Regions from separate parts of the Homo sapiens genome. Here all the other regions are linked to region 1. Evidence: read pairs that join two places in POLR2A ChIA-PET (ENCODE). Cell type or tissue: GM12878. All regions are shown on one strand. Region 1 overlaps PHTF1 (putative homeodomain transcription factor 1). Region 2 overlaps PTPN22 (protein tyrosine phosphatase non-receptor type 22). Region 3 overlaps RSBN1 (round spermatid basic protein 1).

Region 1 (8,000 bases):
CGACTAACTTTTCACAATTTGGTATAGTCCTTGATTATTTATATTAGTGGGAGATGGGGTTAGGATGAATAAGTCTCCAGATTTTATTTTGTGATTCTCTAAAGCCTGTCCTGTTATTTTTTTGTGAGCTGCTAAACATCACTGATAGTAAGTATGGTGTAATGGAAACAGCATAGAAGTGGAGTTTGATCTTGTTTTGTGATCTCTAGCCTTGTTATCTAACCTTCTTCCCCTAGCCAATTTAAAGATTTCCTTCACCCTTTTTTTTTTTTTTTTTGAGACAGAGTCTCGCTCTGTCACCCTGGTTGGAGTGCAGTGGAGCGATCTCGGCTCACTGCCAGCTCCGCCTCCTGGGTTCACACCATTCTCCTGCCTCAGCCTCCCGAGTAGTTGGGACTACAGGGGCCCGCCACCATGCCCAGCTAATTTTTTGTACTTTTTTTTTTTAGTAGAGACGGGGTTTCACCATGTTAGCCAGGATGGTCTCGATCTCCTGACCTCGTGATCCACCTGCCTCAGCCTCCCAAAGTGCTGGGATTATAGGCATGAGGCATGAGCCACCGCGCCCTGCCTGATTTCCTTCACTCTTTTCCATGTCATTTAATACATACCTTCCTTTTAGTGCATGATATCAAAGTTATTTGTTAACCTATGTGTGTTCATAGGCCTAAGGGTAGGAAGTGTGTTTGTTTCCTACTCTTAGAACATCTTGATTCATACTAGGAACTCTGTCTGTTGCTATAGTTAATTGAACCCTATCCATCATGCATATTTTTTACTCGTTCTCTCATAGGGTAATCTACCTAACCACGCCTTAATGTATGCTTTTAAATTTAGCGGCGGTGGGAAGAATGAAATGTAAAATAACTATAAACATTTACTGAGCTTTCAGTGTGATAGTAGAAAGCTGAAAAAAAAATTACTCAGCTAATGTGCCACTCTTGTACTAGGTGCTGAGAATACAGTGAAAAAGATAGATGTGATTGTTGCCTTCATGGGTTTCACAGTCTGATAGTGATGGGAGAAAAGCCCAGATATCTTTTTAATATGCTTAAGTCTTAAAAAATGACCAAAGTATAGCATACAAAAAAATTAATGCTAAATTTAAAAATACATGAACACAAATACAATTTTTTGAAAACAAAAAATAAAAACAAAAAATAAAAGAACAAATAAGCAAAAAAAATTTTAAAATAAAAATATTAACATCATATCACAGTACTGTTATATAATTTAAAATTATATATTTAAAAGTATAATTCAGAATTATGAAAGATAAATTTTAAAAATCTTAACTTGGGTCATGAAAAATGGTATGAACTCTTCAATAAGCATTTATTGAACTACAATGTTTAAGGCATTTTGTTGGGTGCTGAGCACAAGAGAAAAATATTAACAAACAGAAGTATAAGACTTGTTTAGAGGAAGAGCAAGTAAGTAGCCCAATATGATTGGAGAATAAGGTACATAGATAGAGTGATAGGCCATAAATCTATTTGAAGGTTACTTGACTGCTTTACTAAGAACTTTAGATACTATTCTGTAGAAAATTGAAAGGTTTTAATGGTTTTTGAGTAGAGGAGTCACATCATATCTGTGTTTTTGAAAGATAGAAATAAAAATATAGACATTATAATAAAATCTATGGAATATTTCCAGAGTAGTACTTATTATTCTCAATGTCTATATTAACAAAAAATGTCTAGTTTGACTAGGAAGGTTTACAATGAATCATATTAATATTGAAGAATCTAGAGAAAGAAAATGTAATCAACCAAAGTAAAACAGGGAAAGAAATACCAAAAATAAAATGAAAGCATCCATTACGTATTTATTTAACAAATATTTGTTGACTGCTTACCTACAATGTGGCAGACACTAGCTATGCCTACATAATGGTAAGTAAAAACATTCAATCATTTTTTTTTTTTTTGAGACAGGGTCTGGCCCTGTTGCCCAAGTTGGAGTGCAGTGGCATGAACACAGCTCACTGCAGCCTCAATCTCCTGGGCTCAAGTGATTCTCCCACCTTAGCCTCCTGAGTAACTGGGACCACAGGCATGCACCAACAGGTTTGGATAATTTTTAAATTTTTTGTAGAGACAAGGTCTTGCCATGTTGTCCAGGCTGGTCTCGAATTCCTGAGCTCAAGCAGTGCTTCCACCTTGTCCTCTCAAAGTGCCGAGATTATAGGCATGAGACGCTCTGCCCAGCCATATTCAATATTTTTATTTTCATGGAATTTATGACAAAGTGGTTGAGAATAATAAAAAGAATCCTTCTAATAAATGCAAATTACTTAGTGGCAAATACTGAGAAGAGGTCTGTTTACAAGCTACTATACTTATAATAAGGGAAATAAATGAGCCTAGTTGCTGGGCATGGTGGCTCATGCCTGTAATCCTAGCACTTTGGGAGGCCAAAGTGGGAGGATCGTTTGAGGCCAGGGATTTGACACTAGCCCGGGCAACATAGGGAGACTCTGTCTCTACAAAAAATAAGTTAGCTGGCCATGATGGCATCTGCCTGTGGTCCCAGCTACTCAGGAGACTGAGGTGAGAGGATTGCTTAAGCCTGGAGGTCAAGATGACAGAGACCCTGCCTTTAAAAAAAAAAAAAAGGCTGGGCACGGTGGCTGATGCCTGTAATCCTAGCAGGGAGGCCGAGGCAGGCAGATTGCATGAGCTCAGGAGTTCAAGACTAGCCTGGGCAACATGGTGAAACCCCTTCTCTGCTAAAAATACAAAAATTAGCTGGGCATGGTGACACGCACCTGTAGTCCCACCTACTCAGGGGGCTGAGGCAGGAGAATCGTTTGAGTGTGGGAGGCAGAGGTTGCAGTGAGCTGAGATCATGCATTGCACTCCAGCCTGGGCAACAAAAGCGAGACTCCGTCTCAAAAATAAAAAAAAAAAAAGAAGAACCTAATTAAGAAGGTCAGATAAGCTTTTGCTAAGGAATTGATTAAAATGAGATCTGAAGCATGAGTAGCAGTTAATTAGGTCAAGAACAAATACACTAATTCTACACAAACTTTTTCAGAAAATAGAGAAGGAAATATACTTCTCAGCTCATTCTATGAGACTAGTATTACCCTGAAACCTAAACCAGACAAAGACATCATAAGAACATTCGTTATGAATGTATGTGTGAAAATCTTTAACAAGATATTAACAAAACCAATTCTACAACACATAAAATGGCTTATCTACTATGACCAAGTGGGAGTTATCCTGGGAATGCATTAATTTGAAAACAAAGTAATGTAATATGCCATATTAATAGGATAAAGGACAATCATATGATCTTCTCAGTAAATACAGAAAGAGCATTTAACAAAATTCAATGCCTATTAATAATAAACTAGGTTCTTAGGGGAACTTCTTCAACATAGTAAAGGTTGTCTAGGAAAAGCCTGCAACAAACTTCACACTTAGTGGTTAAGACTGAATGTTTTCCCCTAAAATCAGGAACAAAGCAGGGATATCTGCTCTTACTATTTTTATTTAACATTGTACTGGGAGTCCCAGCCAATGTAATAAGCAAAGGAAAAGAGATGAAAGGCATTGAGATGGAAAGGAATATGAAAACTGCCTTTACTCATGACAGCATAATCCCATATTTAGAAAATCCTAAGAATATATATAAAAAATGACAGTAGGCTGGGCGCAGTGGCTCACGCCTGTAATCCCAGCACTTTGGGAGGCCAAGGCGGGTGGATCACGAGGTCAGGAGATCGAGACCATCCTGGCTAACATGGTGAAACCCCATCTCTACTAAAAATACAAAAATTAGCCAGGCGTGGTTGCAGGCTACTGGGGAGGCTGAGACAGGAGAATGGCGTGAACCCGGGGAGGCAGAGCTTGCAGTGAGCCAAGATCGCGCCACTGCACTCCAGCCTGGACGACAGAACGAGACTCCGTCTCAAAAAAAAAAAAAAAAAAAAAAAAAAAAAAAATTACAGTAACAAATGAATGTGGCAAGGTCTTCAAATACAAGATCAGTACACAAAAATCAGTTGTATTTCTATATACCAACAATGAATAATTCAAAAATAAAATTAAGAAAACAATTTTATAATAGCAACAAAGAATAAAACACTTAGGAATGACATAAAAAGTGTAAGATTCATACATGGAAAACTATAAAACATTGCTTAGAGAAATTAAAGAAGGTCTAAATAAATGGAATAGCATTTCATGTTCATGATCTGGAAGATTCAATATTGTTAAAATGTCAGTTTTCTCCAAATGTATCTATATATTCAATGTAATCCCTTCAAAATTCCAGCAGAAGTTTGTTTTTGGTAGAGATTGATGAGCTAATTCTCAAATATATGTATGTAATACAAAGGATGTAGAATATTCAAAACAAATTTAAAAAGAATAGTGTTGGAAGATTTACATTACTACATTTATAATACATCTGTTAGAACAAAATTAAAAAGATTGACAATACCAAATGTTGGCAAGGTGATGGAGGAACTACAACTCTTCTACTCTTCTACACTGCTGTTGGGCATGGAAAATGGAAAATAGTTTGGTGGTTTTAAAAATGTTAAATATGTACTTCTCACATGACCCAACATTTCCACTCCTAGGGTATCTACCTATATTTAGGGTATCTACTATATTTAACATTTTCTATCCAAGAGAAGTGAAAACATAAATACATGCAAATGTTCATAGCAGCACTATTCTTAATAGCCAGAAGTAGGAAAAACCCACGTGTCCATCAACTGGTGAATCAATTGGTATAAACAAATGTGTTATAGTCATACAATGAAATACAATTCAGCAATAAAAACTGTTAATACATACTGCATCATGGATGAACATAAAAAATGTCATGCTAAGTACAACATATTGTGTGATTGTTTATATGAAATTTCTAGAAATCTATAGAAATAGAAAACAGATCAAAAGTTGCCTATGGATTGAGGGGAACAGGGCTTTCCTGCAAACAGGCAGAAAGGAACTTTTTGAGGTGATGGAAATGTTCTAAAACTTGAGTGTGATAATGATTGCACAACTCTACAAATTTACTAAAAATCTAAATTATTTACTAAATCTGTAAAAATAGTTTAGTTTAATAGTATGTAAATTATACCTCAATAAAGCTACTTTAAAAATTATACCAATAGTAAAAGTAGGAAAAATCATAATATAGTACACCAAAAATGTAAATGTATACATATTCACAATTAAAATTGTTTTCTAAATTTTTAAAAAATATTTTATATTTTGTAGAGACAAGGTCTCACCACATTGCCTAGGCTGGTCTTGAACTCCTGGGCTTAAGCAGTTCTCCCTCCCTGGCCTCCCAAAGTGCTGGGATTACAGATGTAAGCCACCACACCCAGCCCTAAAATTTTTTAATTGAGAGAATATATTAAATCTAATGTCTAATATTATTTTCAGTGATGGAGTGTAACTTAGTCCTCCAAAATAAGCCTAAAATAAGAATCTCCCCTTTTACTAATCTTTTTTTTTTTTTTTTGGAGACAGAGTCCTGCTCTGTTGCCCAGGCTGGAGTGCAGTGCTCACAGCAACTTCCGCCTCCCAGGTTCAAGTGATTCTCCTGCCTCAGCCTCCCGAGTGGCTGGGATTACAGGCGCACGCCACCATGCCCAGCTAATTTTTGTATTTTTGGTAGAGGTGGGGTTTCACCATGTTGGCCAGGATGGCTCGATCTCTTGATTTCATGATCTGCCTGCCTTGGCCTCCCAAAGTGCTGGGATTACAGGCGTGAGCCACCACGCCTGGCCCCTTTTACTACTCTTTAGCATACTGTTTGAGATACATTTGCTAAGATGAGCAAAACATTCTAATTAATATTAATTAATATTATCTTTTCTTTTTTGTGTGTTTTATTTTTAAAAATTAATATTAGAGTGAACAAAAATCACTGTTTGAAGATAGCATGGTTTTGTATTTAGAGAATAAAAAAGGCTAATCAGAAGCACAGAGACTACTTCAGCTGTATTTATAATGTTTTATTTAAGCAGGATGGTGGCCATATGATAGATGACACTGACACTCCTCATTAAAGATGACAGTTTGAGGCCATGCGTGGTCGCTCACGCCTATAATCCCAGCACTCTGGGAAGCCGAGGTTTTTGCTCGAGGCCGGGAGTTTGGGACCAGCCTGGGCAACATAGCTCTACAAAAAGATAAAAAAATTAGCTGGGTGTGGTGGGCATGTGCCTGTAGTCCCAGATACTGGGGAAGCTGGTTGGGGGGGATCGCCTGAGCCCAGGAGTTTGAGGCTGTGGTGTGCTATGATTGTGCCACTGCACTCTAGACGGGGTGACAGAGCAAGACCCTGTCCTGAAAAAAAAACAAAAACAAAACAAAACCCAAAAAATGGTAGTTCAAATACATGCACTAATCTCTCCTGAAACCTCTTTAAAAGTACAACAGATAAGAAAAAATCATGGCAGCCTGCAAGGACTTAAAGAATGGAAGAAGAGACTACAGTAAATGAGAGCTATCAATACAATTTCGAAGGTTGGAAAATGAAAGAAGTAAAACTCTTAAGTGCCTGCAATAGGGAAAGCCAATAGGAAACAAGTAAAACCCCTGTAATTAACTTCTGAAAGACTCAGGAATTAGATGTATCAGGTATAATCTGTAGGAGTGAGAAAGAACTAAAGACAGGATTGTTTGAACATGTGTATAAGGGATAATAGATCTACCCCCAGATCTTCCTTATTCCATGTAGCCACATAGTTACCCTTATCTTCCTCTGACAGAAGACCGGGTTGAAGCTTGCTCTCTGGAGAGGCTGAGCCAGAGAAGTTCTGGATTCTGGAAGACCAGAAACAAATCAGAGTCTGGTGAGATGCTGCACTAATAATGGGGATTAAGTGAAAGTCTGGTCGTCAGATTTATAATCTGCAAACAGAAGACTGGAATTTCTTTTCGTCAAAACTGAGTAACCAAAGAGAACCTAAGGATACTGAAAAGTGAAATGACTGGCCACGCCTCTATAGTGAGGTCCACTATTCAAAATGCTTCACGCATTGCACACTGAGCTTGCATTCAGTGTGTTAGTGACTGTTAATTATAAATGGATAATTAAAGATCATCAAATATTTAAGACCTAAAGAAAAAGAAGAAAAGAGAAAAGAAGCAATGCAGGAATCATAAAAACAGTGTTTTTAAAGATATAATTACTACCTTTAAAGAACTGGATACTATAAAAAGACTGAGATATCTTCAGGACATCTATTGTATAACATTGGTGACTATAGTTAGTATGTTGTATTCTTGAAAAATGCTAAGAGAGTGGATATTAAGTGTTCTCACCACACAAATAATAACCATGTGAGGTAATGTATATATTAATTTAGTCATTCTACAGTGTATATCCACTTCAGAATATGTTGTACACACTGAATACATAGAATATTATCTGTCAATTTAAAAATTAAGAATGCTTAAAAAATAGACTATAGATTAGAAAGTGAGAAGACTAGAAAATAAAAATAATCAGAATAAATTCAGGGGTGGCTGGGTACAGTGGCTCACGCCTGTAATCTCAGCACTTTGGGAGGCCGAGGCTGATCGCTTGAGCCCAGGAGTTCAAGATTAGCTTGGGCAACATGGTGATACCCTGTCTTTACAAAAAATACAAAAAAATTAGCTGGGCTTGGCGTTGCATGCCTGTAGTCCCAGCTACTTAGGAGGCCGAGGTGGGAGATCATCTGAGCCTGGGAAGTCGAAGCTGCAGTGAGCCGTGATTGCACCACTGCACTCCAGCCTGGGTGACAGAGTGGGACCCTGTCTCAAAAATAAACACATAAATAAATAAAAATTAAAATAAATTCAGTGGAAAAGTTAGAAGATAAATTTGAGACCATTTCCCAGAAAAGTAGTATAAAAATGAACAACAAAAAAGAAAATAGCAAAGTGAGTGCAATTCATGCAGGAAATGTAATATCCAACTAATAGATGTTCCAGAAAAAGGAAATACATGGAGAAGAAGAAATTAATAAA
Region 2 (8,000 bases), 70 kb before region 1:
TGGCAAAAATTCTTGGCTAGAATGGAAATGGCTGTGTATCATGGATATATTCAGAAGCCATTGTGGATTCTGAAATGGTCCTAATAAAGGAGGGAAGTGGGAATTTCATCCCCTCTACCCCTCTGAGTCCCTTCCCTTCCCTTCCCTTCCCTTCCCTTCCCTTCCCTTCCCTTCCCCTTCTCCCTTCACTTCCCTTCCTCTGTCTCTCTCTTTCTCTTTCTTTCTTTTTTAGACAGGGTCTTGCTCTGTTGCCCATGCTAGAGTGCAGTGGCATAAATATGGCTGACTGCAGCCTTGACCTCCTGGACTCAAGTGATCCTCCTGCATCAGCCTTTCGAGTGGCTGGGAACACAGGTCTGCACCACCATGCCTGGCTTTTTAAAATTTTTGGTAGGGATGGGGTCTCACCATGTTGCCCAGTCTGGTCTTGAACTCCCTGGCCTCAAGGGAACCTCCCACTTGAGCCTCCCAAAGTGCTGGAATTACAGGCATGAGCCACCTTGCCAGCACTCCACTGCTCCCCGTCAATATTCTGATAGCATAATTAAAAAAAAATTTATTGGCTGGCCACGGTGGCTCACGCCTGTAATCCCAGCACTTTGGAAGGCCAAGGCAGGTAGGTCACAAGGTCAGGAGTTTGAGACCAGCCTGGCCAATATGGTGAAACCCTGTCTCTACTAAAAATACAAAAAATTAGCCAGGCATGGTAGCAGGTGCCTGTAGTCCCAGCTACTCAGGAGGCTGAGGCAGAAGGATCGCTTGAACCCGGGAGGCAGAGGTTGCAGTGAGCTGAGATCACGCCACTGCACTCTAGCCTGGGCGACACAGCGAGACTCCATCTCAACAACAACAACAACAACAACAACAACATTTATTAATCTTTTTTAAAAGACATGTTCTCACTCTGTCGCCCAGGCTGGAATGCAGTGGTGGGATCAGAGCTCACTGTAGCCTTGAACTCCTGGGATCAAGCAGACCTCCCGCCTCAGCCTCCCTAGTAGCTGCTACCACATTCAGCTAATATTTTTTTTACTTTTTGTAGGGACAGGGGTCTTGCTATGTTGCCTAAGATGGTCCTGAACTCCTGAGCTCAAACAATCCTCCTGCCTTGGCCTCTCAAAGTGCCGGGATTACAGGTGTGAGCCACTGTGCTCAGCCTCTGATACTATTATTTCAAAATATGTAGTGTGATACTTGCATGGGTGATATAAATAGCAAGATAAAATCAAGTAGAGGTTTTGCACTGAATTAAAAATGGCAAGATGGAAAAACAACTTTGTACATTTTCATGGCTATTTTTAAGGAAATTAAATTCTTTTCACTTAAGTCTATATTTCTATTTGATTAAAGTATTTCAAGTTTCACAGGAAAAAAAACTAACATTTTTCCTTTCTTTTGTAGAGTTTGAAAATTTTGCGAAACATGAAAAAGAGTAAGTTGGTACTTATGTTTAAAAATATCGTTTTCTCAATTTTGTAATTTTTATTTATATAACCAACCAATATTGTGAAAAGATTAACAATATTATTCCTAAACAGAGCCTCCATAGGGTCCTATGAATCAGAACAATCACCCATAGGCCTCCTTTTTTTTTTTTTTTTTTTTTTGCTAGGCTTCACAATACTAATATTGGGCAGGGAGTAGGCGATGAGAAGTCTTCTGTTTAATACACAAGAATAATAATTAGTACAATGGCATTAAAAAAATTTTAAATTTATTTTTAAAATTTATTTTAATAGCAGAGATGGGGTTTCACCATATTGCCCAGGTTGGTCTCGAACTCCTGGGCTCAAGTGATCCTCCTGCCTTGGCCTCCCAAAGTGCTGGGATTACAGGCATAAGCCACTGCACCCGGCCAATGTTTGGTACTTTCTACCCATCCTAAGATGCTGTCATACAATTGGATTATTTAAAATTTCCAGCAGTCTAACCTCAGATGTATTTTCTTTGAAAATAGTCACAGCAAAGCATATTGTGAACAAATGTGTTGACTTCATGAAATAAGCAAAGCATTGACACATTTCCATTTTTACTAAGTATTATTAGCAATAAAAGTCTGTTGCTTACTATTTTTGCTACGTTGTAATGAAAATAAAATCCATTGAGTCCTGAAACTGTGGAAAATTATCTTAGAAATCTTATTTACAAATAAAAAATATAAAAACCATGGTGATGGCCGGGTGTGGTGGCTCATGCCTATAATCCCAGCACTTTGGGAGGCCGAGGCAGGTGGATCACAAGGTCAGCAGTTTGAGACCAGCCTGGCTAACATAGTGTAACCCCGTCTCTACTAAAAATACAAAAATTAGCCGGGTGTGGTGGCATGCACCTGTAGTCCCAGCTACTCGGAAGGCTGGGGCAGGAGGATTGCTTGAACTCGGGATGCGGAGGTTGCGGTGAGCCAAGATTGCGCCACTGCACTCCAGTCTGGGCAACAGAGCGAGACTCCGTCTCAAAAAAAAAAAAAGAACCATGGTGACAATCTTAAAAAAATTTTTGATACATTTGGTTAATCAGTGAAAGAGCAGTTATTTGACATTAAACTGGTACTATAGGGAGAGACAAAAAGCACTGAGAAAATCTGATGTAGGTATAGTCTAAGAAAGAAGGTTTCCTTTTGGGTTTTCATTCTATCTCCCTACCCAAAAGCTCCAGGTTCTTGAGCTAGTTTGCTATCACTGCCATTATAGCTGATCTCTGACACCAACTCATGATGGCTGAAGTATAGTTGGAAAACATACCTTTTCTCCTAAAAAGAGTCAAAAGAGAATTTAAACATTTCAAATGGAAATTATGGTAGGAAACAGGGGAAATAAAACAGCCAAGTGCAAAGAAATGAGTGACTTAAATGGTTAACCAAAGATTGGTTTGATCCACCTAACTCAGAAAACAGTTTTCTTTCTCTAGCTCTAACTCTGCCTAGAATATCAAATAAAGAAACAGAAACTTCAGGTAGATTTAGGTTGGCACAGCTTTGAAGGTATAGTGGAACTTTCAGAGATTGAGTCTTATTTCTAAGTAAGAGCTCCCAGTTCATTCTCTGGATCTGGGCTGTGCTGTATTTTTCAGTTACCTTGATCCTCTGGTCTTTTGCCGTTAAATGAAGAACATCTGGCTCCCAAAATTGATCCTGAAGCTTTAGACTGTACTTCATATGTGTCCTCAGCCCCTTCCAGATGGTTCATGATTCTGGAATTCCATGTGTTCTCCCTGTAGCCTGGATCTCCCACTGGTCTGTAAAGCTGGTCCTACTTTTAATGAAATTAGGATTCTTCTTCTGTTATTTTAAGCTAGTATCTAAGCCTAGTGTCATTCATTCATTCATTCAATGAATATTTGTTGAGTGTCTACTATGTTCCAGGCATTCTGTAAGGCACTTGGTATATGATGGTGAACAGAACAGATATGGGCTCTGCCTTTGTGGAATGTAAGTTTGGTGAGGGGTTCCAACATTAAACAAACAACATTAAACAAAATTTGGTTGACCATATTCACAAATATATACTTAATAACACATGATAAATGCTATGAAGGAAAACAAAAGGGTAACTATGAGAGGATAACAAAGGGGATCCACTTTAGAATGAGTAGTCCAAGAAAGCCCCCGCTTTTTTTGAGACGGAGTCTAGCTCTGTCGCCCAGGCTGGAGTGAAATGATGCGATCTCGGCTCACTGCAACCTCCCCCTCCCAGGTTCAAGTGATTCTCCTGCCTCAGCCTCCCAAGTGCTGGGATGACAGGCGCACACCACTATGCCCAGCTAATTTTTGTATTTTTAGTAGAGACAAGGTTTCACCGTGTTGGCCAGGATGGTCTTGATCTCCTGACCTTATGATCCACCCACCTCGGCCTCCCAAAGTGCTGGGATTACAGCTGTGAGCCACTGTGCCCGGCCCAAGAAACCCTTTTTAAGGAAGTGACAACTGAACCCAAAACATGAAGGAGCAGCCAGCCAGCCAAAGGGTCCAGAGAAGAGTATTTCAGATAGAGGGAACAAAATCTCTGAGGTAGGAGATTTTGGTGTATTGTAGAAACTCAAAGGGAAGCCATCTTAGATGCAGGGTAGTAAGTAAAGAGGAGACAGGAGTAAGGCGAAGCTGGAAAGATCAGGGAGGAGCAGTTAGATTTTTATGGGTCATGCATGGTAAGTAGTTTAGTTTATTCTAAGTGTAATGGGAATCCATAAAAGGGTTTTAGGCAGAGATGTTACATGCTCTGTTTCCTATTTATTTTTAAACATGCTTCACAGAAAAGTATAAAACGATCACACTGGCTGCTACATACAGAATGAATTATAGAGTGACAAGAGTGGAAGCTGTCAACTGTTGGTGGGAAACTTTAATTGCTCAGAAATCCTTTAGTTACAAGTGACAGAAAACCTAACTTAAGCTGACTTCAGCAGAAAAGGGGAATTTACTGGCTTGTAACAATGGTCCAAATGATGTAATCAGAACCTAAATTCTCATTTCATGTCTCTCAGGTTAGTCTCACTCTGTGTTAACTCATTCATAGGCAGGTTTTTATCATGTGAGTTCAGGCTTATGATGGAAAAAAAATAACTCTTTATTGGTTTTCAAGCCACACTGTGATGACTAGTGCCAACTGGGTCTGATTGTCTTGACTTGGTTCATTTGCCCATCCCTGAACCAATTATAGTCAATGTTCTGATTAGGCAGGATAGTGTCATGCCCTAATATTTAACACTTATTACATGTGGACACTGTCCAATCAGGAATGAGGTCAGACCTATACATCTGGTGTGACCATGCCAATATACCAACTGAAAATCAGCCCTAGTTATAGGTCATTTCCTTAATCTAAAGGTACAATCAGCTCTAATGGAAGCACGGGAACTGAAAACTGGGGAGGGGTAGTTTCCTAAAGGAAAATTCAAGTTCTATTATCAGAAGAGGGAATGAAGTTTAGGCAGGCAGCATAAATATATCCATGATAGGCCAGGTGCAGTGGCTCATGCCTGTATTCCCAGCGCTTTGGGAGGCCAAGGCAGGCAGATCACGAGGTCAGGAGTTTGAGACCAGCCTGGCCAACATGGTGAAACCCCATCTCTACTAAAAATACAAAAAATTTACCCAGGCGTGTTGGCATGCACCTGTAGTCCCAGGTCCTCGGGAGGCTGAGGCAGGAGAATCGCTTGAACCTGGGAGGCGGTGGTTGTGGTGAGCCGAGATTGTGCCATTGCACTCCAGCCTGGGCGACAGAGTGAGACTGTCTCAAAAAAAACCCCAAAACAAACAAACAAAACAAAACAAAACAAAAAAATCCATGATGAGCCAAAATAACAAAATAGCAGTTTCCTCTGATATATATGTGTGGAATCTGTGCCTCCTTTGTAAAAAAAACAATATTCTCCTTTGAGACAATTTTGTTTTCTTTCTGAAGGATGTATATAACTTTCAGCTCCTATGCAGTATACAGATTACTGATATCTCCTGAACTTCCTCACCTTTACTACTTTCTATTAATGTCTCTATCTTCAGTGCCTACAGCAATGCTTAGCACATAGTAAGTATTTAAATATGAATAGTATTTTATACTTATACTTTATATTAAGTATTTTAATATATTAAGTATAATAATTATACTTACTATAGTAATATAGTAAGTACAAAATAAATATGTATCTTAATTAGATCTGATTGAAATTCAGTATGTAGTCTAGTGATTCATACTCAGGTACCTCCTCGAAAAGGAAGGTGTTTCTAGAATCCTAGTATTACGTATGCATGTGCAAATATGCATACCTAATATGCATATGCAGTTCACACAGTGCATTCTGAAAATGTTGAAAACAACACAAAAACACTTAATATCTTCCCATTTATATGCAATTTGTTAGAAAGTTTATACAAACCTGAAATTATCTTTTTCCATTGCCAAGACAGAGAATGTGCAAAATGTGGACAAAGTTTTTAAGGGACTGTTTTCAAAACTGCAGAAACTGATACATGAATATATCAATGTACATATATGACCTATGAGTAACTTATAAGTTAACTTATACCTATAAGTAACTAAAATAGCAAAACAAAGCAGCATAACAATGCTTTTGGGAGATTATTGGCCTAAATAATAATAATTATTATGTTTTTTTGAGACAGGGTCTTGCTCTGTCACCCAGTCTGGATGGAGTGCAGTGGCGCAATCTGGGCTCACCTCATCCCTCTGCCTCCCAGGTTGGATCAATTTTTGTGCCTCAGCCTCCCAAGTAGCTGGGATTAGAGATTTGCAACACCATGCCTCGCTAATTTTTTTTTGTATTTTTAGTAGAGACGGGGTTTCACCATGTTGGACAGGCTGGTCTCGTACTCCTGGCCTCAAGTTATCTGCCTGCCTCAGCCTCCCAAAGTACTGGGATTACAGGCGTGAGTCACCGTGCCCGGTTATGGGCCTAAATTAGAATCACTTATAATTAGAAAAAAATCAGGCTGGAAAGTGGAATAAAAAAAGAGATTCCAGGGTAGAGGATTATATAATACAAATAAAAGACTTGTCATGGATGAATTATTGTGGAGAAGAAATGATGTAAAAATGTACTAAGAGTGGCCAGAGGAAAAAGTAATATGAAGTCCAAAGCCAAAATGTGAATTTCAAAAAAAAAAACAAAAAAATGCTGATTCATGATATATTGGATCTTATTTCCTTAGCAATTTTCTTTAGTGTTGGGCTTTACTATACAATCTGTTTGCAAAGAAAAGAAACCTTTTAAGAAAAAAACCAAAAATACAAATGAGAATATTATAGTGTCAACCCATTTGTAAGCACCTACATTTTGTTAACATTTGACAGTGATATGTTTATTTGGGATTATTAATTACTCTTAACAATTATATGTGATCTGATCAACAGTCATCTGAGTCTGTCTTTAGTCTTTCCCTTATATTTTTTTCTTTTGATTCTAGGTATCTGTAATTCTTGCCCACCAAACAAGCCTGCAGAATCTGTTCAGTCAAATAACTCCAGCTCATTTCTGAATTTTGGTATGTGTGTTATTTTACTGAAGAGTTAAAAAAATTACCTAAATTACTCATTTACAGTATAACTGATTCAACTTTAAATATGATTTTAGGTTGCATGTATAGGTCCTTATGTTTATATTCTTTTCCATGCAATTTATCTTTTTATTTTTAACCTTAACTACCTCTTAACATCTCACACAGAACTAAATTATCTAGTATATGTGGAAAATAAAGCTAGGTAACCAAATTATTGTGTTGGCATGTAGTAAATAAATATGACTATCCAAATGGAGAAATTGAGATGCTGTGATATTCTGGTTCATATCTAAAGCAAATTTATAAAAAACATAGAAGTATGATAAAAAGAACAGCAGTTGCCACTATTTAATCTTATATAACTAATTCAATAGTAGGAAATGAAGCACAATTCTGACGGTTTTAAGGTTTGCTTACCCAATTGCTCCTAAGTATAAGCTATAAACTTAAAACAATAATTTTATATTCTTCTAAGCATTCTATTGTCCTATGTGATACATATTTATGTACTATTTAAAGTAGTATCAGGTATAATTTTTTGTAAGAATAGCAATTAGTGGTAGGCTATTACTACTAAAAATTATTATTAACCAATCCCCTTGAAAGAGTGTGAGGCCTCCAGGAGTCCCTGAATCACACTTTGAGAACTGCCACTTAATGGTATTGTCCTTACTTACACAATCAAAATTAGGTTGCCGCCACATGCAGACTGTAGGTGGCAAGAAAAGAGGAAAAAGTGGAGGTGTGGCCTCCTCTTCTTACTCTTCTGGTCTTCAAAGGCACTGGCCTGGAAATGGCCAGATCATATCAGCTCATATTCCCTTGAAGAGAACTTAGACATGTGCTATAACTAAATTGCAAAAGAGACTGGGAAATGTAATATTGCTGGGCAGACAGACAAAATTGCCTACACACAATTCTATTTGAGGAAGAAGCAAAGAAGATATTGGTGGATGGGGAGCAATCTCTGCCACGCCTAAGTTAAGAG
Region 3 (8,000 bases), 51 kb before region 1:
TAATTTTTTTTTTTGAGACAGAATTTCACTCTTGTTGCCCAGGCTGGAGAGCAATGGTGCAATCTCGGCTCACTGCAACCTCTGCCTCCCGGGTTCAAGCGATTCTCCTGCCTCAGCCTCCCGAATCGCTGGGATTACAGGTGCCTGCCACCACACCCAGCTACTTTTTTATATTTTTAGTAGAGACGGGGTTTCACTGTGTTGGCCAGGCTGTTCTCGAACTCCTGACCTCAGGTGATCCACCCGCCTCAGCCTCCCAAAGTGCTGGGATTTCAGGCGTGAGCCACTGCGCCCGGCCCTTGAATTGTATATTTTTTATTACTGGGTTTTGATAATTTTTTGTAGATCACAGGTGCAGCTTCTTTGTATGGTTTGCACATATTTTCTCCCAATCTGTTGCTTGTCTTTCCATCCTTTTTGTTTGTTTGCTTGTTTTTATTTTGGTTGTTTTTTTTTTTTTTTGAGATGGATTCTCACTTTGTCACCCAGGCTGGAGTGTAGTAGCACGATCCTGGCTCACTGCAACCTCCACCTCTTGGGTTCAGGCGATTCTCCTATGTCAGCCTCCCGAGTAGCTGTGATTACAGGCATCTGCCACCATGCCCGGCTAATTTTTGTGTTTTTCAGTAGAGACGGGGTTTCGCCATATTGGTCAGGCTGGTCTTGAACTCCTGACCTCAGGTGATCCGCCCGCCTTGGTCTCCCAAAGTGCTGGGATTACAGGCATGAGCCACCACGCCCAGCCTGTTTGTTTTTGTTTTTTTGGGGAGGGTCTCACTCAGTTACCCAGGCTGCAGCACAGTGATGTGATCATGGCTCACTCTAGCCTCAACCTCTGGGGCTCAAGTGATCCTCCCACCTCAACCTCCTGAGTAGCTGAGACCACACGTGTGCACCACCACACCTGGCTAATGTTTTTTTTTTTTTTTTTTTTTTTGATAGAGGCAGGGTCTCTCTGTGTTGTCCAGGCTGGTCTCAAACTCCTGGGCTTAAGTGATCCTCCCGCCTTGGCCTACCAAAGTGTTGGGATTACAGACAGGAGCCACTGTGCCTGGTCCTTTCTACCTTCTCAGTGGGATACTTCACAGAGCAAAAATTTTAAATTTTGTTGATATCCAATTTACTAAGTTTTTTTTTTTCTTTAATGGATCATGTTTTTGGCATCATATCTAACATACCAAGTCCTAGATCCCAAAGATTTTCTCCTTTGTTTTCTTCTAAAAGTTTTATAATTTTAACTTTTGTATTTTAATCTGTCATCCATTTGAGTTAATTTTGTACAGGTGTGAGGTTTAGGTCGCCATTTTTTTTCTTCTTGCCTAAGGATATCCAGTTGCTCTAGCACCTTTTGTTGAAAAGATTAATCTTCCATTGAATTGCTTTTGCACTTTTTTCAAAAATCAGTACAACCTGTAATGTAACAATGATTTTTTTTTTTTTTTTGAGACAGAGTCTCGCTCTGTGCCAGGCTGGAGTGCAGTGGTGTGATCTCAGCTCAGTGCAACCTCCACCTCCTGGGTTCATGGGAATCTTATGCCTCAGCCTCCTGAGTAGCTGGGATTACAGGCGCCCACCACCACACCCAGCTAATTTTGTATTTTTAGTAGAGATGGGGTTTCACCATGTTGGCCAGACTGGTCTCAAACTCCTGACCTCAGGTGATGTGCCTCCCACAAGTGCTGGGATTACAGGCATGAGCCACTGTGCCTGGCCTAACAATGGTTTTTACAATTTAAAATAGTTGGAACGACCTTGTAGCGCATGGAAATCATACGAAATTTAAACTGTGTCCAGAAATAAAGCTTTATTGGAATATAGCTCTGTTCATTCATATATATTGTCTATGGTAGTTTTTGCACTACAGTAGCAGAATACAGTAATTGAGACAGAGACCATAAGACCTGCAAAGCCTGCTGTTCGGCTCTTTAGAGAAGTTTGCCACCCTTGAGTTCACTTAAGAGACATGTTCCTTCCTGCACAGCAGTTCAACAGTATTTAATCTGAATTCATGTGGAGACTAATTACAAATTATTACAATCTCAGACATTTGGAGTTGTTCATAAACAGTTGAAACAAAAATTTAATCTGTAAATGCTAGGGTAAACTTGTTCATCTTTAAAACAGAAAGAAGTGATTTTCAGAGAGATGAAGTGAAATGCTTAAAATTTTTTAGTTGGTGATAGAGCTGAATACAGAACTCAATTTTTTTCCCTCATGGCCCAGTTGACCTCTCTTTCTGCTATGCACACTGGGGTTGATTATTTAACAGAGATATTTAAATGCTGTTTTTATTTCTTATAGGGAATAAGCTTGAGTGTAACTAAACTGGAGGTTACCTATGTGTTTTGAAATCTTAATTTTTTTCTCTCCCTCTTATTGCTCATAAAAACATAGGACAGGCCGGGCGCGGTGGCTCATGCCTGTATTCCCAGACCAAGGTGGGCAAATCACGAGGTCGGGAGTTTGACACCAGCCTAGTCAACATGGTGAAACCCTGTCTCTACGAAAAATACAAAAAATTAGCTGGGCTACTTGGGAGGCTGAGGCAGGAGAATCACTTGAACCTGGAAGGCGGAGGTTGCACTGAGCTGAGATTGCGCCACTTGCATTCCAGCCTGGTCGACAGAGTCAGACTCCGTTTCAAAAAAAAAAATAGGACAAACATACTTCCTTAAAAATCCATGAAAAGAAGTAATGCTTCTTTTTAATTATTCTTAGTAAATTCATGATTTTAATATGTTGTTAAAAAGGAAAGAAAGGAAGGACAGCCCCCATAGGCTGTCTTCTCCAATGTCATTACATGACCGGATTGCTCATATGTATGCTCTTGTGAGTCATCTTTCTTATCTCATTTTTTTTTTTTTTTTTACTCTTGACCAGTTGCCTAACTGCTATCACCGAGTGTAAGTGTTCCTGAGCCAGATGTTTAATGGAAATTTTCTCTCATGTCAAAAAGCAGGGATTTTAAGTCCAGAAACACTTCTTTTTGATGTTAGCAATGGAGAATTATTGGGATTATAAGGGAATTGAAATAAACAATCTTATTTATCAGAACAACAACTGTAGGGACTAATATTTTTCCCTGCTCACCCTGAGAGAGGCAAAAACACCTTTAAGGGCACGAAAACTTTTGAAATGGCACTAAGTAAGATATTTGTTGAAGTAATACTCCCTTTATTCCAAGCTACCTCAGGTCCATTAATTGTAACCAGATAATCTTAGTTGATCATCTAATGGGAGTGTTGCAGGGAGATGTCTGATAGTGGAGGCGGAAAGGAAGAGAGTGTAGGGTGCAGTATGTTAGAAGAATTTGTTTTGGAGTCAGATAGGTGAGAAGTTTGAATCTTGGCTGTTGTGTACTAGCTTTGTGACCTAATATAAATTACATATCTTGTTTCAGGCTGTTTCTTTCTCCGTACTTCATTGGTTTGAGGATTAAAATAAAATAACATATATGGTCCCTATTAGACATTTGGCAAATACGTTTTCTTTCCTCTTTCAGAGATCTTTCTTATGTGTTTCTCTTGATAATCAAGATGATAAGAGACTTATTGTGTGTCACATATTGTGATGAGGGCCTTATAGTCATTGTCTCATTTAATTCTTAAAATAACTCTGTGAGATAGACTCTAGAATTAATAACTTTTTTTTTTTTCTGAGACGGGGTTGCCCAGGCTGGAGTGTAGTGAAGTGATTATAGCTCACTGTAACCTCGAACTCCTGGGCTCAAGCGATCCTCCCACCTCAGCCTGTAGCTAAGCCTAGCTCACTCCTGCAGCTAGGACTACAGGCATGCACCGCCAAGCCCAGCTAACTTTTTTTTTTTTTTTTTTTTTGTAAAAATGGGGTCCTGCTGTGTTGCTCAGGCTGGTCTTGAATTCCTGGACTCTAGCAGTCTTCCTGCCTCAGTCTCCCAAAGTGCTGGGATTACAGGCATGAGGCACTGTACCTGGCCTATTATAACATTTTAAGATGAGAAAATTTAGATTTAAAGAGATTTATGAGCTTACCCAGAGACCTTAGTAAACAATAGAGCTGGGACATTGACTTAGGTCTATCTAACAGTACAGCACCTGTTCTTATCTTAAATAGTACACTCTACTGCCTCTAGAATTCAACTGTTTTTGGCAATAATAGTAGTTATGATGTATTGAGTATTTATTATGTTCTAGGACTATTATAAGTACTTCACATGCGTTTTTCATTTACTCTGCACACTAATTTTATAATGAGATACTGTTCTTTCCTCCGGTTTTACCAATGAGAAGCAGTGCAAAGAATTAACTTGCAAAAAGATATGCTATCTCATTCATTATTGTTGGGAATACAAAATGATACAGCCACTTTGGAAGACAGTTTGGCAGTTTCTTAACAAAACTAAACATACTATACGATCCAGCAGTCATACTCTTTGATATTTACCCCGAGGAGCTGAAAATTTGTGTCCACACAAAAACCTGTAGATAGGTGTTCATAATAGGTTTATTCATAGTTACCAAAACTTGGAAGCAATCAAAATGTCCTTCAGTAGGTAAATGGATAAACTGTGGTACATCCAGACAGTAGAATATTATTCAGTGCTAAAAAGAAATGAGCTATCAAGCCATAAAAAGACATGGAGGAACCTTAAATGCATATTACCAAGTGGAAGAAGCCATCCTGAAAAGGCTGCACATTTTATGATTCCAATTATATGACACTCTGGAAAAGGCAAAACTATCAAGAAAGTTAAAAGATCAGTGGTTGCTAGGGGTTTTAGAGAGGGTTGCATGAATAGGCAGAGCACAGAGCATTTTATAGGACAGTGAAACTACTCTTTATGCAACTTAATTAATGGTGGATACATGTCATACATTTATCCAAACCCTCAGAATGTACAACAAGAGTGAACCTGAATGTAAACCATGGACTGCGGGCAGGCGAATAATGATGCATCAATGTAGACTTATCAGTTGTAACAAGTATTCCACTCTGGCTGGGGGTGATGATAATCAGGGAGACAGACTATGCATTTGTGGGAGCCAGGTGTGGTTATAGTTCTAGGAACCTGAAACTGCTCTAAAAAAAAAAAAGTAAAGGCTTAGGGAAAAAAAAGTTCTAGAAAGTATACTTCTAGAAAGTATACTAGAAAGTTATAGAACAGGGATTTAAACCTAGACAGCGCTCTTAAAACACCATAATATAGAGAGATGGTGGGTAAAGTAAGGCAGTGTTAAAAACATACAATGATTCACAAATGTTTGGCTTTCAAAATGAGTAGTTTTTTGTTTTTCCTTTTTAGTCAGGTATTTATATAGAACTGGAAGAACTCTCAAGAAGACTGAAAATAATTTATTTTCAGGAAACAACTTTAGTCCTTTAAAAAATCATGAATAATAAGATGTAAGCAATTACACTTGTTTTGCTTTTGTTCATCTACTGTGATTTTTACGAACTGAAGATACTACCTTTTTTTTTTTTTTCCGACTTCTAAGCCATAATTAGAGTATAAGAATTGCTGTTAAGACCTTAAGTTTTGTAGGCCGGGCATGGTGGCTTATGCCTGTAATCCCAGCACTTTGGGAGGCCGAGGCGGATAGATCACTTGAGGTCAGGAGTTTGAGACCAGCCTGGCCAACATAGTGAAACCCTGTCTCTACCAAAAAATACAAGAATTAGCTGGGCATGGTGATGTGCACCTGCAGTCCCAGCTACTTGGGAGGCTGAGGTGGGAGAATCACTTGAACTTGGGAGGCAGAGGTTGCAGTGAGCCGAGATTGCGCCACTGCCCTCCAGCCTGGATGAGAGTAAAACCCTATCAAAAAAAAAAAAAGAACTTAATAATATAGAAAGCTGTTTTTTTGCATTAATGAAAACTTTCAATTGTGTGAAATCAGATGACATTAATTGATAATATTGGTAGTATTAGCACATATGAGGATCTTATTAATAACGTCATGTATTAATAGTTACCTTTTTAAAGACAGCCAGCAATTTGTTTCTTAAGTGAATGTATCTTCCTCTGTAGAATTATGTATTTCTCTTTATATGTAATCACACAGTTGGATAGGTGAAAGTTTTTCTTAATCACAGGTATAGTGTAGGTTGGCTCTTTTTCTGTAAAGAACTGTAGTCAATAAATTTTAGCTTTTGCACTATGGGGAAATACTAAAAATGTGCTGAATAGATTCTCTGTTGGAAAGCTAAAACCAGAAATAGAAAAGTTGTGAAGAAGACTTTGGACACTGACTTTCAAATAACGTTTTAAATTCAAGGCAGGGCAATTGTTATTTTTCTCATAAAGCAACAGTGGCCAGTGTTTGATAATAACCTTTGATAACTTGTTTATACATATGCCATTCTCAATTAGTTGCCACCACGGTAATTCAATAATAAATTTTGTTTACTCATGGAGATTTGTTAGCCAGTATGAAATGGGTAGTCTTAAATTTCTCTGTAAAAAAAGTCAAGCTTTCTGTATCTTACCCTAAGTTAGATAAAAGTCAAAAGCTGAGGCCGGGCGTCGTGGCTCACGCTTGTAATCCCAGCACTTTGGGAGGCTGAGGTGGGTGGATCACTTGAGGTCAGGAGTTTGAGACCAGCCTGGCCAACATGGTGAAACCCTGTCTCTACTAAAAATACAAAAAATTAGCCGGGTGTGGTGGTACATGCCTGTGATCCCAGCTACTCAGAAGGCCGAGAGGCAGGAGACTCTCTGGAACCTGGGAGGTGGAGGCTGGAGTGAGCAGAGATCACGCCACTGCACTCCATCCTGGGCAACAGAGAGAGACTCTGTCTCAAAAAAAAAAAAAATTGAAAAACAGGATTAGTGAGAAGATAGATTGAAATTTACTTCATATTTAAAATTTTTATCATGTTGATTTATGAGATTACAATGTAAGATTCTTTTCTTTATACAGTGGTTTTCTCTTTTTTTGTTTTTTTTGTTGTTTTTTTTTGAGATGGGCCATGTTGGACTAATTGAATGGTTTTCATATAAGTGAATTTTGTGAAACTCGTATAAGTGAAACCCACAGAGACTTGACCAAGTTAGAAATACCACTGGAAAGTTGATAGTAATACAGAAAATGTGTTACAATCAACGCAGTTCTTTCTTGGTGCTAATTTCAGTGGCAGATCTAGGTCACAATTCATTTTCTGCATACCAAATACCTCTTCCGAAGCTTAAAATAACAAGATCTATTTGGAGATATTTTCTTTTCTTGTTTTCCTGTGAAATTGCTAAAACATTAATAGAAGAGAGTAATTAGATGACTATTTTTAAATTGGTCTAACCTTTATATTGAATGGCATTAACATTTAGTTGCTTGGGAGAATTGCCTAAATTACTGATTTGATATTGGGGAAAGTATTTAGATGAATTTTATTTGGTAAGAAGTATACTTCTTACCAAATAAATGACTATTACTAAGTGTTTAATTCTCAAATATCTCAAATATTTAGTTGTATATAGAATAAAAGATGACTTTTTCTCTTGCCAGGTTAACAGTATTCTGATTAAATGTAAATTTTGCTATCTTATTACAGTTTAATTACAAGTGATATTTGCAAATAAACGGTTTTCATTTTATTGTTCTTAGAAGGAAATATTATTTGGCATTAGTAAAGTCTTTGACTTGCTTTTTTAAGTATTTTCTTTAGAAGGTTTCGTAACCCTTGTAGTAGCTAATTGACTTGAAGTGATTTTATATGGAGTATTGGAACTGTCATATATTTACATATTGTACCAAGTAAATTCTTAACTCTAAAATTTGTTGAACTTGTTTTTCTAGATGTAAAAATAGGATTAATTGGAATATTTGTCTTAACTCCAAATTACTTCAATTATGTTAGAAAAAACGATTGTTTGGTGGGTAAATTCTATGCAGTAAATACTAGACCAAACTTGAAGGTTCGTCAGGACTCTACCTGGTATTTAATCCTGAAAGTTTCCTGCTAGGTATATTTTCCAATTAGTAAACAAAAGATGCCATTCCATCTTGGGCTTGTCAATCCATGAT

The links. ChIA-PET counts read pairs that join two places held together with the same protein. Peaks named below come from ENCODE experiments on the same cell type or tissue, not always from the same donor. Only the 100,000 strongest peaks of a DNase experiment are listed, where the experiment ranks them.
Region 2: POLR2A ChIA-PET joins it to region 1 with 5 read pairs; 27 of 35 experiments call an interaction of 5 or more read pairs at or near these places.
Region 3: POLR2A ChIA-PET joins it to region 1 with 6 read pairs; 28 of 35 experiments call an interaction of 5 or more read pairs at or near these places.

The regions. Positions count from the first base shown.
Region 1 is chr1:113,748,344-113,756,343 of GRCh38, reverse strand. All of the region lies in intron 3 of PHTF1 (putative homeodomain transcription factor 1), which reads left to right. Among named protein-coding and RNA genes, the nearest start is that of PHTF1, 7.1 kb to the left of the region's middle. RefSeq lists silencers at 2,805-2,854, 3,683-3,884, 6,623-6,917. In GM12878, no CTCF peak of the experiment used is centred here; no DNase peak of the experiment used is centred here; H3K4me3 peaks cover 146 bases; H3K27ac peaks cover 387 bases.
Region 2 is chr1:113,818,574-113,826,573 of GRCh38, reverse strand. It overlaps PTPN22 (protein tyrosine phosphatase non-receptor type 22), which reads left to right. Exons shown (of 21, transcript NM_015967.8): 19 at 1,402-1,432; 20 at 6,920-6,997. All of the region lies in intron 3 of AP4B1-AS1 (AP4B1 antisense RNA 1), which reads right to left. Among named protein-coding and RNA genes, the nearest start is that of AP4B1-AS1, 10 kb to the right of the region's middle. In GM12878, no CTCF peak of the experiment used is centred here; no DNase peak of the experiment used is centred here.
Region 3 is chr1:113,799,776-113,807,775 of GRCh38, reverse strand. The region is part of intron 1 of RSBN1 (round spermatid basic protein 1); the gene reads left to right. Among named protein-coding and RNA genes, the nearest start is that of RSBN1, 8.7 kb to the left of the region's middle. RefSeq lists an enhancer at 2,695-2,989. In GM12878, no CTCF peak of the experiment used is centred here; no DNase peak of the experiment used is centred here; H3K4me3 peaks cover 605 bases.